3 separate regions of the Mus musculus genome follow, and regions 1 and 3 are each linked to region 2. A link is a contact called in ENCODE POLR2A ChIA-PET data. All regions are on one chromosome and are shown on one strand. The core of a region is the stretch at or near the end of the contact, and the rest is flanking DNA. Distances in the headings are between cores, read along the strand shown. Region 1 overlaps Thada (thyroid adenoma associated). Region 2 holds the start of Zfp36l2 (zinc finger protein 36, C3H type-like 2). Region 3 holds the start of 4933433H22Rik (RIKEN cDNA 4933433H22 gene).

Region 1 (3,307 bases), core at 141-2,640, 71 kb after region 2:
GCAAATTATTAGCTATTATTCACAATTTCAAGTCATATTAGATTTCACAAGTAGGGTGTGTCTAGTGTATCTCTGTGTATGCATGTACATAGATGCACACATATCTATTGGCCACCATGTAAAAGGGTTTTTTTTGGGGGGGGGGTATGGTATTTTTTTGTCTATTTAAAACAAAACAAATACTTGAAATATATTGGTTTAGTGGGAGAAACATACAGACTCTCATAGGGTGGGGCATGAAAGAAGGAGCAATAGACAAAATGAAGGCTGCTAGGAGAGGAGACTGACCTGGTGAGGAGTCTGGGCAGCAGCCGGCACTGACCCCAGCAGAGGAAGTGGTACACCCACAAACTTGGGTCCACAGCATCTCTAGAGAACGTAGAGTTGAAAGATGAGGAGAAGAGACCAGAAGGGAGTGCTGCGGGAAGGATGAATAGGGGCCAGATCTTAGAGCTGATGGATTGTAAAGCGCTCTGAAGCCTAACGGGCTAAAGTTCCTATGGATCATCCCATCAGCTCAAATCACACTGAAAGATTTGGATGTCCACTTAATACTGTGAACCCACCGGGGCTCTCTCAAAGAGACAATCCACTTTGTATATGTAGCAGCAAACTCTTCCACAAGAATCCACCGTCATATTTAGAGAGGGCTGGAAACAACTGTTCTGCTCTGTGCTCCTGGTGTTGGCATGTAAGTCAGGAAACCTGATCTGGACTCCCCAGGGAACTACTCCCCAAGCTCTGGGTGGACCCAAGGCTAAGGTCTACTGAATACTGTAGGGGCATCCTGCAGCAAGATTGGAGAGAGGGGAGGGAAAAAAACAAAAAGCAATGAAAATGAATGTCCTGGAGGAGGAGGGGGCTGGAGACATGGAAAGTCATTGAGCTAGTCAGAGGAAAAAGGAGGAGGTGCCAGACATACATCAGTCACAGCTGACATGTCTGATGATGGGACCAGGCTCATCCTGGTCTGGGTGCTTCAAACTGCAGATCAAAGAAGTCAGCAAGGAGTGGGAGCTCCCGGCTGCAAGTGAGAAGTAGCCCTGGCCTTCAGCAGCCCACAGGGGGCTGTGGGCACGGGGAGGGGCAGCAGGGAAGAGCAGTAATGGCCATCAGATCAGGGAAGAAGGAAAGTGGACAGAGCAGGTGCGGGAGGAAGGAGAGGAGGCCAGAAAATGGCAGAGAAGGCGCCATTTATACATAATGTCTGCACACCCTGTTATGACTGGGCTCTTGACCCTTGCCTGCTGTGTTGGGCCCTTTATTTAAAATTCTTCTCCAAGCTTGTCCTCTAGGGACGCCTTTTCTGACCACAGAGGAGCTGCTGTGCTAGCCAACGTTCTGCTGACAGTCCCTGGGTTTCCTGACTGTCCCTCTTAGCAATCCCAGCAGTTCAGCATGGCTGTGGAGGCTGTCCACAGAGCTTGTGCTTGCTTACAGAGCTGCTGTGGCTAGGATGTAGGAGGTCTTCCTTTGATGCAGACCACACTAAGCCATGTAAATGTGGAAGTGTAAATTAAATAAAGAGAAGCTCCTGCTCCCATTCTGAGGTCCATTTTTACCACAGCCTGGGCAACCAACCAGCATATGGCATTCTTGGAGAAACAAATGGAGATTTGTTTAAGCCACGATGCCAAATGGTCATGAATTGCAGAATATGTAATTTTAAACAAGCTATTTCCCTCCACAGTACCAGCTAGGATTCAGATGTGCAGGCAAGCCAGCTGGCAGCAACATGTGGGGTTGGCAGGATACCCAGTCCTAAGATTACCTTGTCCTCATAAGGGCTGGTGCTGGTGGGCTGCGTGATTACTGCAACTAAACCCACTAGTGCTTTCACACATACCCCAAATGGAGAAGCTGCCATGTAGCCCTCCTTCTTGGGCTCTTAAAATGAAGCCTTTCCTCAGTGCCTTGTTTTGGTATGGACCAGTCTTCAGGGGATTTGACCCTAAGCTGGAAGTGTCTGGAAAAGTAACAAAGGCCCAGTACCTATCCCTCCATGGTTCCTTCTGGGGGAACAGCTTTTCTCTGAGGGGAGAGGATTCAGAAGAGCTGAGGCCTTTACCCTTTGACAAGTTCTGGGGAGGGATAGCATAAGGCTCACCTACAGTCTGAGGAAGGCACTGGGGCCCTCTTCTCAAGGCAGGTCTGAAAACAAGCCTGCTCTGCTTCCCTTCTGCCACACACAAGGGGGAATCCTGCCATCTCAAGCCATGACTTCCCTCTTGCTGCATGAAGGCTCACCTGGTCTGTTCAGAGGGTCCTTAGGGAGCCCCTGGACTCCCAGAGACTTTTGTGTTTTTCCATCCTTTCATTAAGCACCTTTTTCTTATTAATGCTCTACTATTCAAGCTGTGTGCAGAGAATGATGAAAAAGAGACCTTGTGTGGGTTTTGGGATTTGTTCAAAGCCTGGGAAACTGTTTTATGAGCGATGCATGTTTCCCTCCCTCTGTGACTTGTTTAAAAGTAAAGTTTAATATGCTGCCAGAGAAATTGCTGGTTAATAACTTAATAAGCTATGAGCTGGGAATTATGGGAAAGAAGTAGTATCTCAGAAAACCTTCTTTGTAGTTTGGTCTTGGAGGCTACCTAGCATTGATTATGCTATAGGATGCTAACAGAGCTTCTATTCTTCCAGCTCACTTTCCAGCAGCAGACAAGGAAAATGGCAACTTCTGGATGCTGAATGACAAGTCTGGATGTATCACGGGGAGAATTTCTTATAGCATGTCTGACAAACTATGGTCATGTGAAGTTGGCATGGTATAGGCTTGGACCTCAGTTCCAGCAATAAGAGTAATGGAAGAACAGTAGACCACATTTTATGAAAAGGTTATCTTCAAACATATTTTTCTTTAATTTTATCTTTTTACTAAGAAACATAGACATTATTTTTCCATTTTTCAGAATCAACAACACTGTTTATAGTGCTCAAGTGACCTCCCCAAAATCAGGGCAAAGCCAAGAATAGAGTCAAGGTTTTCCAGACAAACACATTGTATTTATGTTCCAAACACAACTCCTGAAGAGAGACAGTGTGCCAAGCATAAAGGGCATGCTGGTGTGCACCCACACATGCCAGTGTTGGGCCTCTTTCCAGCATGCCTGACAATGTAACATAGCCTAAGCTATTAGACCATAAATACCCCTCTCATGTGCTTGGCTCTTTCACATTGCAAAGCTATTATTACTATGTCTTTTCTAGCCTTCTCCATTTTTTACCCTAATTTTCCTTCCTTCCTTCCTTCCTTCCTTCCTTCCTTCCTTCCTTCCTTCCTTCCTTCCTTCCTCCCTCCCTCCCT
Region 2 (3,013 bases), core at 276-2,775:
GAGGCTGTGATGCAGCTTGGGCCGCGGCTCGCGGGCGAAGCCTAGGTGTAGCGCGTCGCGTGCGCCAAACGCTCGCAGGTCCCCGGAGGCGCCGCCGCCCCCCGACGGCGCGGGCCGCCGCTCGTCCGCGTTGTGGATGAAGTGGCAGCGCGGGCCGTAGGGGCAGAAGCCGATGGTGTGGAAGGTGCGGCACAGCTCTGTCTTGTACTTGGGGTGCCGGGTGAGGCTGCGCAGCTCGTGGAAGCCGTGCGCGAACTGGCACTTCTCGCCGTACTTGCACGTGCCGCTCTCCTCGAAGGGCCGGCACAGCTCCGTCTTGTAGCGCGTGGAGTTGATCTGGGAGCCGCTGCCCCCCTTCTGCTGCTGCTGCAGGTGCAGGAGGTGCTGGCTGCGCTCCCCGTTCTCGCTGAACGAGCGGTCCCGAAATTTGCTCTCCTTGGTGACCAGCGCCGTGCCGCTGCCCCCCGAAGGCTCCTTGAGCTGGCCGTAGGAGGCCAGACCGCCTCCGCCTGCGGGGCCACAGCTGCTGCCGCCGCCGTTAGGGGCGCCCGGGAACTTCGGCGAGCAGCTGCCCGGACTGGGCACAGGGTGGGCAAGCGCGTGGAGGTTGCTGGCGGAGTGGCGTCGCAGGAAGCCCGGAGTGAAGCTCGAGCTGGGGGCAGCAGCCACGGGCGTCCCTACCGCCTTCTTGTCCAGCATGTTGTTCAGATTGAGGTTTGCCAGGGATTTCTCCGTCTGCCAAAGGGAGGGGAGCGGGAGCGGGATGAAAATCGGATGGGGAAGAGAGTCGGGGCTAACTGCAGAGTGAACGCCCTAGTCCCAACTGCCCACTTGTTGGGGTTTCTGGTGGGATCCGATTCAGCCTCCACCGCTACACTCGCAAAACGCAGGCCGGAGAGAGTGGAGGACGCCCACCCCGGCCGCTCCGGGTCTAGCCATGTGATCCTGGGCCCGTGGCCACGGGGTGGGCGGCGCAAACGCTGTCCGGGAAGTCCCGGCAGCGTGGCCGCGGTCGGTTCGGGAGGAGCACGGCTGCTCCAGCCGCTACTCGCTCTCTCCACGCCCACAGTCGCAAGCACACAGTCCTGCTAACTCCAGGACTTCCCTCCACCCGCAAAGTCAACTTGGAAGGGTCCCTCCCGCCTCGGCCCGGCCCGGCGGCAAGTCTCGGAACTCCAAAGGGTTCCAGGCCGTCCGCCATCCTTTCCGGCTGCCTGCTTACCTTGCACAAGAAGTCGATATCGTAGAAGGGTGACAGAAGTGTGGTCGACATTTTTCTGGGTCCTGTAATGGTCGAAATTGCAAGCGTGGAGGTTGGGAGGTGCCCTCGGTACGGCGAGACTCGAACCAAGATGAATAACGGGCGAGGGCCAAGGAGGGACGGAAAGTTGTGCTTGTGCGGCCGAGGAAGCGGCGGCGGGAGGCCGTGGCGCGGAGTGGGGGGCAGAGGAGAAGCGAGAGCGCAGCTCGGCGCCCCGGCCCGCCCCCCGCCCGAGCCGTCGGCAGCTCGCGGACTGGTGGAACTCGGAGACCTGAGAGCGTGCGCCCTTTATACAGCCCCGGAGCGGCGCGGCGGCGGGGCAAAGCGCACCGGGGGAGGGGACTGAACGCTGACCGGCCGGGGTCTCCAGGCAACGCCGCCCGCCAGCCCGCGGACGTCAGGCTCCTTCTCGGCTTCTCATTGGTCGCCGCCAATTTTTCCCCTTCGGGGGAGGGGAGGAGAGGGGAGGGGAGGGGCGGGCAGCCTGGGCGTCCCGAGCGGCGTGGGGCGTGCGGCCCCCTTGGGTCCTGCTGGGTGGCGGCGGCGGGAATACCTCGCTCTCCTCCGCCTCTACGAGTATAACGTTGGAAAGCACGTACACGTTCTATCTGCCCAGGACGGGGCTACCCGGGACGTGCCTTTCCTCGCCCGATCCGGCTGGGCCGACTGGCGCAGCTTTTATCTCCCATCCTAGTTTTTGCTCCGCGCGCGGGAACAGCAAAACAGCAATGGTGCGCTTGGCCAAGTTGCTTGGGACTAGGAACGGGGGTCGCGGCCTGTCCCGTAGGTGGCAGCTCCGGCCCGGCTGCACGTGGAGACGCAGTAGGGGTGGGGGCGGGAGCGGCCAGCCTGGAGGAGCATTGGCGCGTTTCTCCGCCCCTCTCCCCGCCCAGGCTCAGTAAACAGGACTTGAGCGCTGCGGCCTGTGGGGCAGAGCCGAGTGTCTGAGGACAAGGCGCTGGCTTTGCTAATCACATCACAAGACCTTGAGCCTGGGCCAAAGGCGCCGAGTGGCGCGGGGTGTCCGGGGCGGGAAAGCCTATTCCAGGGGACTAGAGGGAAGTCGGAGGAGCAGTGTGGACATAGAGGAAGTCACTTCCTTCACCTTTGTGCCTGCTGGTTGGCCTGGCCTCCTCTCGGGGATGTGGGTGCAGCTCCTAGCCAAGGCTTCCCGCCTGTACAGCCTTGGCCTGTCGAATCCTGCAACCTTCCTCCTTCTGCTGTGGGAGGCGCGGCATTGAATCTAAGCTTTGTGTGAGCTGCCGGAGGCGAGGCGGTGATTGCTGAACCACCACCCAGGTTGGGGGAAAGAGGTCCTCATTCGGTTGCCTTTAGTGCAACTCCTACCAGCTTTCCATGGAAAAAGCAGTCCCAGAAGGCCCCTGGCTCTTTTTGAGAGGGGTCTCACACACACACACCTCCACACACCTAGCGACCCCCACCCCCACCCCGTGAGGCCCATCTGGTCAGGTCCAGAACCCTTTATCCCTACACTTCATACTGGCTGCCAAAAGCTGGAGTTGGGCCCATGAATTCACCCAGCTGGCAGTCCGGGTTGCCCTGGGTGGAAGGCCCAGTAGTTGCCAGAGAAGGCTGCTTGACCAACTACATCCTTCCCATGTTGCTCTTCCTGTCTGGTTGACCCAGTCCAGTGTGCACTTGGGCTGTATCAGTTAACCTTGAAGCTAAGGAGGTAGATCTGTCACTCAAAGGCTCCTGAGTCCAGGTGCATTTGGCCACACTGCAGTGCAT
Region 3 (3,329 bases), core at 538-3,037, 110 kb before region 2:
CAGCCTAGAAAGGGAGGAGCCGACAGGAGCACAAGCAAGCACCTGGTCAAGTACCTTCAGTGGGTCTCCTGCATGGGGCTGGCATCTTGGGAGCCAAGGTGGTACCCAGCTCCCAAGCACACTGTCTGCACGTCTCCTTTCTTTCCCTTCTTACAGCTGTGGAACAAAGGAAAGACTGAGCCCCATGTCTGTCTTTGGTTCCAAGTAACAGCCAATCTCAATTCATCCAGATGTGCTTGAATAAAAAGACATAGAGGAGGGCTGGAAGATAGGGCTCATTTGGTAGAGTACTTGCCTCGGATGTACGAAGACATGGGTTTGATCCCCAGCACCACATAAACCGGGCATGGGACACATGCTGTAATTTGAGCACTCATGATGTAGAGACGGCAAAATAAAAAGCTCAGGGTTGGGGCTGCAAAGATGGTGCAGCAGTTACGAGCCTTTGCTGCTTTTGCAGAGGACCTGAGTTCAATTCCCAGCATCCACAGAGTGGTTAACAAACACCCCTAGCAGGGCAGTGATGGCGCACGCCTTTAATCCCAGCACTTGGGAGGCAGAGGCAGGCAGATTTCTGAGTTCGAGGCCAGCCTGGTCTACAGAGTAAGTTCCAGGACAGCCAGGGCTATACAGAGAAACCCTGTCTCAAAAAACAAACAAAAAATATCCCTAGCTCTGGTTGCAGAGGATAAGAGGCCCTCTCCTAGCTGCCTCAAGTGCTACACACACACACACACACACACACACACACACAGCATGGATGTGCATGCAGATAAGGTACTGGTACACATAAAATTAAAGTCCTTTAAAATCTTAACAAGTTCAAAATCATCCGAAGTTGAAGTGAGTTTGAAGCCAGCCTGAGCTATACAAGAGCTATCTACAAGTGAACAAACAACACGCGTAAGGAGTGAGCAGTTTGCTTTCTCTCAAACTGGACCTCTGGACAATCTGCCATTAGAGAATATTCTAGAAAACGGCAGGGAGCCAGCCATTGTCTGGGCTCTGTTGAAGATGGTAGGGTGAGCCTATAAGCAGAAGAATGGATGTCTGTCTAGGTGTGTCACCTATGTGTTCTGTCCCTTGCTTTGTGGTTCTCTGACCATCTCCGCATCCCTCGGTGGCTCTTCATTCCGGTCTGCTCCTGTGCGGCACCCCCGACCCGTTCTGTTGTAACCTAGTCTTTCCGCTGGTCCTTGGCCTTGGTCCTCAGATCTAAGGAAGCTTTCTACAATATAGAGAGACCAAATGCTGTCCTTGGTAGAGTGGTTTTTTTTTTTTTTTTTTCTTAAGAACCCAGAGAAGGTGAAAGTAAGCCTGAGGTACTGCTTTCAAGTGTCCAGGCAGGCAACTCCAGATCCAATTGTGCTATTAAGCCTACAGTGTGGGTGGGGCTAACGGTGACATTGGGGCTCATAATCAGAAAGCTAGGGATCCCATAGAGGGCAGAATTGCCAGGTTCCCTACACCTGTATGAGCTGGCCTAGCTATGGGAGACTGTGACCGCATCTTCCGCATCCACGGAATGAAGGAGGGCACTTAACGGCAGGGGGCTGGGCCTCTCCAGCCAGACTCAGCTCTGTCCTCCTCTCTTCCCTGGACAGTCCCTTCTCCAACCACACTGGTCTGCTCTCATGAAGCCTTCAGTAAGCCATTCCCATGCCCCTCCCCCACCCCTACCCAGCACAGACCTTTATTGCACAGAACCACTGTGACAGGTGAGTAGGTGAGTCAGTCACCCCCAGGAGCTGCCCATCTTTGCTCAATCCCCAGGTGGGGAAATCTTCGTTGAGCAATCACTGATGTCTCTGGAAACACATGGCTGACAACCAATGGAGTCAGGATTTGAACCCAGCAGTCAGCAGCTTTCCCCAACTCCTGACAGGCCCTGCTCTACAACCTGACAAAGCAGCTCCCACAACCTGCCGTAGAGTGTGCTGACCGAGATACAAGCGGAGATCCAGGACACTGGGGCTCATGATCCTAGCCCCTTCCCTTCCCGAGGAGACTGCTAAGCCCATCAACAGTCTCTCGGTCCCCTCATCTACAACATCCAAATGGGCTGGCATTAGATGAGGCCCTGATTGTTGCTTACACAAGTTCTGCTGGGCCGTGAGGCCACCACAGACCCCACATGTGACCCAATCTGTACAAGAAAAGCTGGACAAGTGTACGAGGGAAGGTAAGCATTCATAGAGTCTGCTCCAAAGGGAGCCATGGGACCAAGAGAACTAGGGTCACACCTCTCTCTACCTCTTTACAACAACACACATACACACATATACACATTCTCTCTCTCTCTCTCTCTCTCTCTCTCTCTCTCTCTCTCTCTCTCTCTTTCTCTCTCTCTCTCTGAAGGCCACAGCTCCTGCTCCTCTGGCCCACTCTGAACTCCCAGCCTAAACCCTGCCCTTCCCACCATACACTTCCTTGAGTGAACACTATCAGAGTCTCTTTCCTGGATCTCAGATATGAATTCCCATTCAGAATGCGAGTACCCCAGGAACAGGGGATCTATTGTCTACGTCCATCTTTCTGGAAGCCCCAACACAGGCTGCTCCCCATAGCAGGCCTTTAAACCACCCTGAAATGAATGGGGTTAGATTTAGGGGCTTTATCAATACAACTTCAATATTTGGTTTTTATGGAGGAAGAAAAGGAGCCGGCGTTATGAGGGCGTGGCTGCAGATTTGGAGGCAAATGTACGCAAAACCACTGTGCAATGATATGCAGATGTGCGTGCTGGATTTGTGCAAAGGGGTCCTGTGACTTCACAACTCTGGTTCTGGCAGACTTTGCCCTCTGAAGGGCTCTGTGCCCGCTAGAGACTTTATAATCTCATGTGGCAATGACAGAGATGGCTGCCACACAGCATCCTGGTGCCAGTAGAAACCATTCCTCTGTGAAGCCTCTCCCACCCGCCCAGGGCCAAGGAGCTGAGACAGAGGCCTGCCCTGATTGAGGGTTTGGGCCTAGTCGGAGCCGGGGACTTCCTGGGTTCTGGAGAAAACTCTTGGACAAAGCAAAGACGTAGGCTGTTTTTAGGTTTTCTGAGTGCCCCGTAACCTTCTGCTGTAACTCCAGCTGCCAGCCCTACTCTAGCTGCCCATCAGTCCTGTGCCCCAAGCAGGTAGCGGACCCTAGTTCCCAGGAGACACAGGAACTTCCCCACATTGATAGCTGCCATGTGTGGGCACCCTGTCTGGCCAGGTACTTCAACAGGTTACATTATTTAACCCTCAGCACATCTAGGCAGTACTGATAAGATTCCCATTTAATTACGATTAATTAACTTAATTAGTTAATTAATGAAGGTATAGAGGCCAAGG

What was found. ChIA-PET counts read pairs that join two places held with the same protein, here RNA polymerase II (POLR2A).
Region 1: POLR2A ChIA-PET joins it to region 2 with 13 read pairs in Patski. The contact joins the enhancer-like site here to the promoter of Zfp36l2 in region 2. POLR2A ChIA-PET finds 5 or more read pairs at or near these places in 2 of 5 experiments (Patski and embryonic stem cell).
Region 3: POLR2A ChIA-PET joins it to region 2 with 54 read pairs in Patski. The contact joins the promoter of 4933433H22Rik here to the promoter of Zfp36l2 in region 2. POLR2A ChIA-PET finds 5 or more read pairs at or near these places in 3 of 5 experiments (Patski and embryonic stem cell).

What each region holds. Positions count from the first base shown.
Region 1 is chr17:84,257,372-84,260,678 of GRCm38, forward strand. All of the region lies in intron 30 of Thada (thyroid adenoma associated), which reads right to left. Among named protein-coding and RNA genes, the nearest start is that of Gm24492, 29 kb to the right of the region's middle. Within about 2 kb of position 1,391, at least 2 of the 3 ENCODE cell types and tissues checked have a DNase peak (open chromatin) inside an H3K27ac peak, as active enhancers do.
Region 2 is chr17:84,186,422-84,189,434 of GRCm38, forward strand. Zfp36l2 (zinc finger protein 36, C3H type-like 2) reads right to left here and starts at 1,526. Exons shown (of 2, transcript NM_001001806.2): 1 at 1,223-1,526; 2 at 1-735. The coding sequence starts at 1,273. It also overlaps a transcript of Gm36279 not described here.
Region 3 is chr17:84,076,873-84,080,201 of GRCm38, forward strand. It overlaps 4933433H22Rik (RIKEN cDNA 4933433H22 gene), which reads left to right and starts at 1,788. Exons shown (of 6, transcript NR_045458.1): 1 at 1,788-2,182. The region is part of intron 1 of Gm35551 (a long non-coding RNA gene); the gene reads right to left.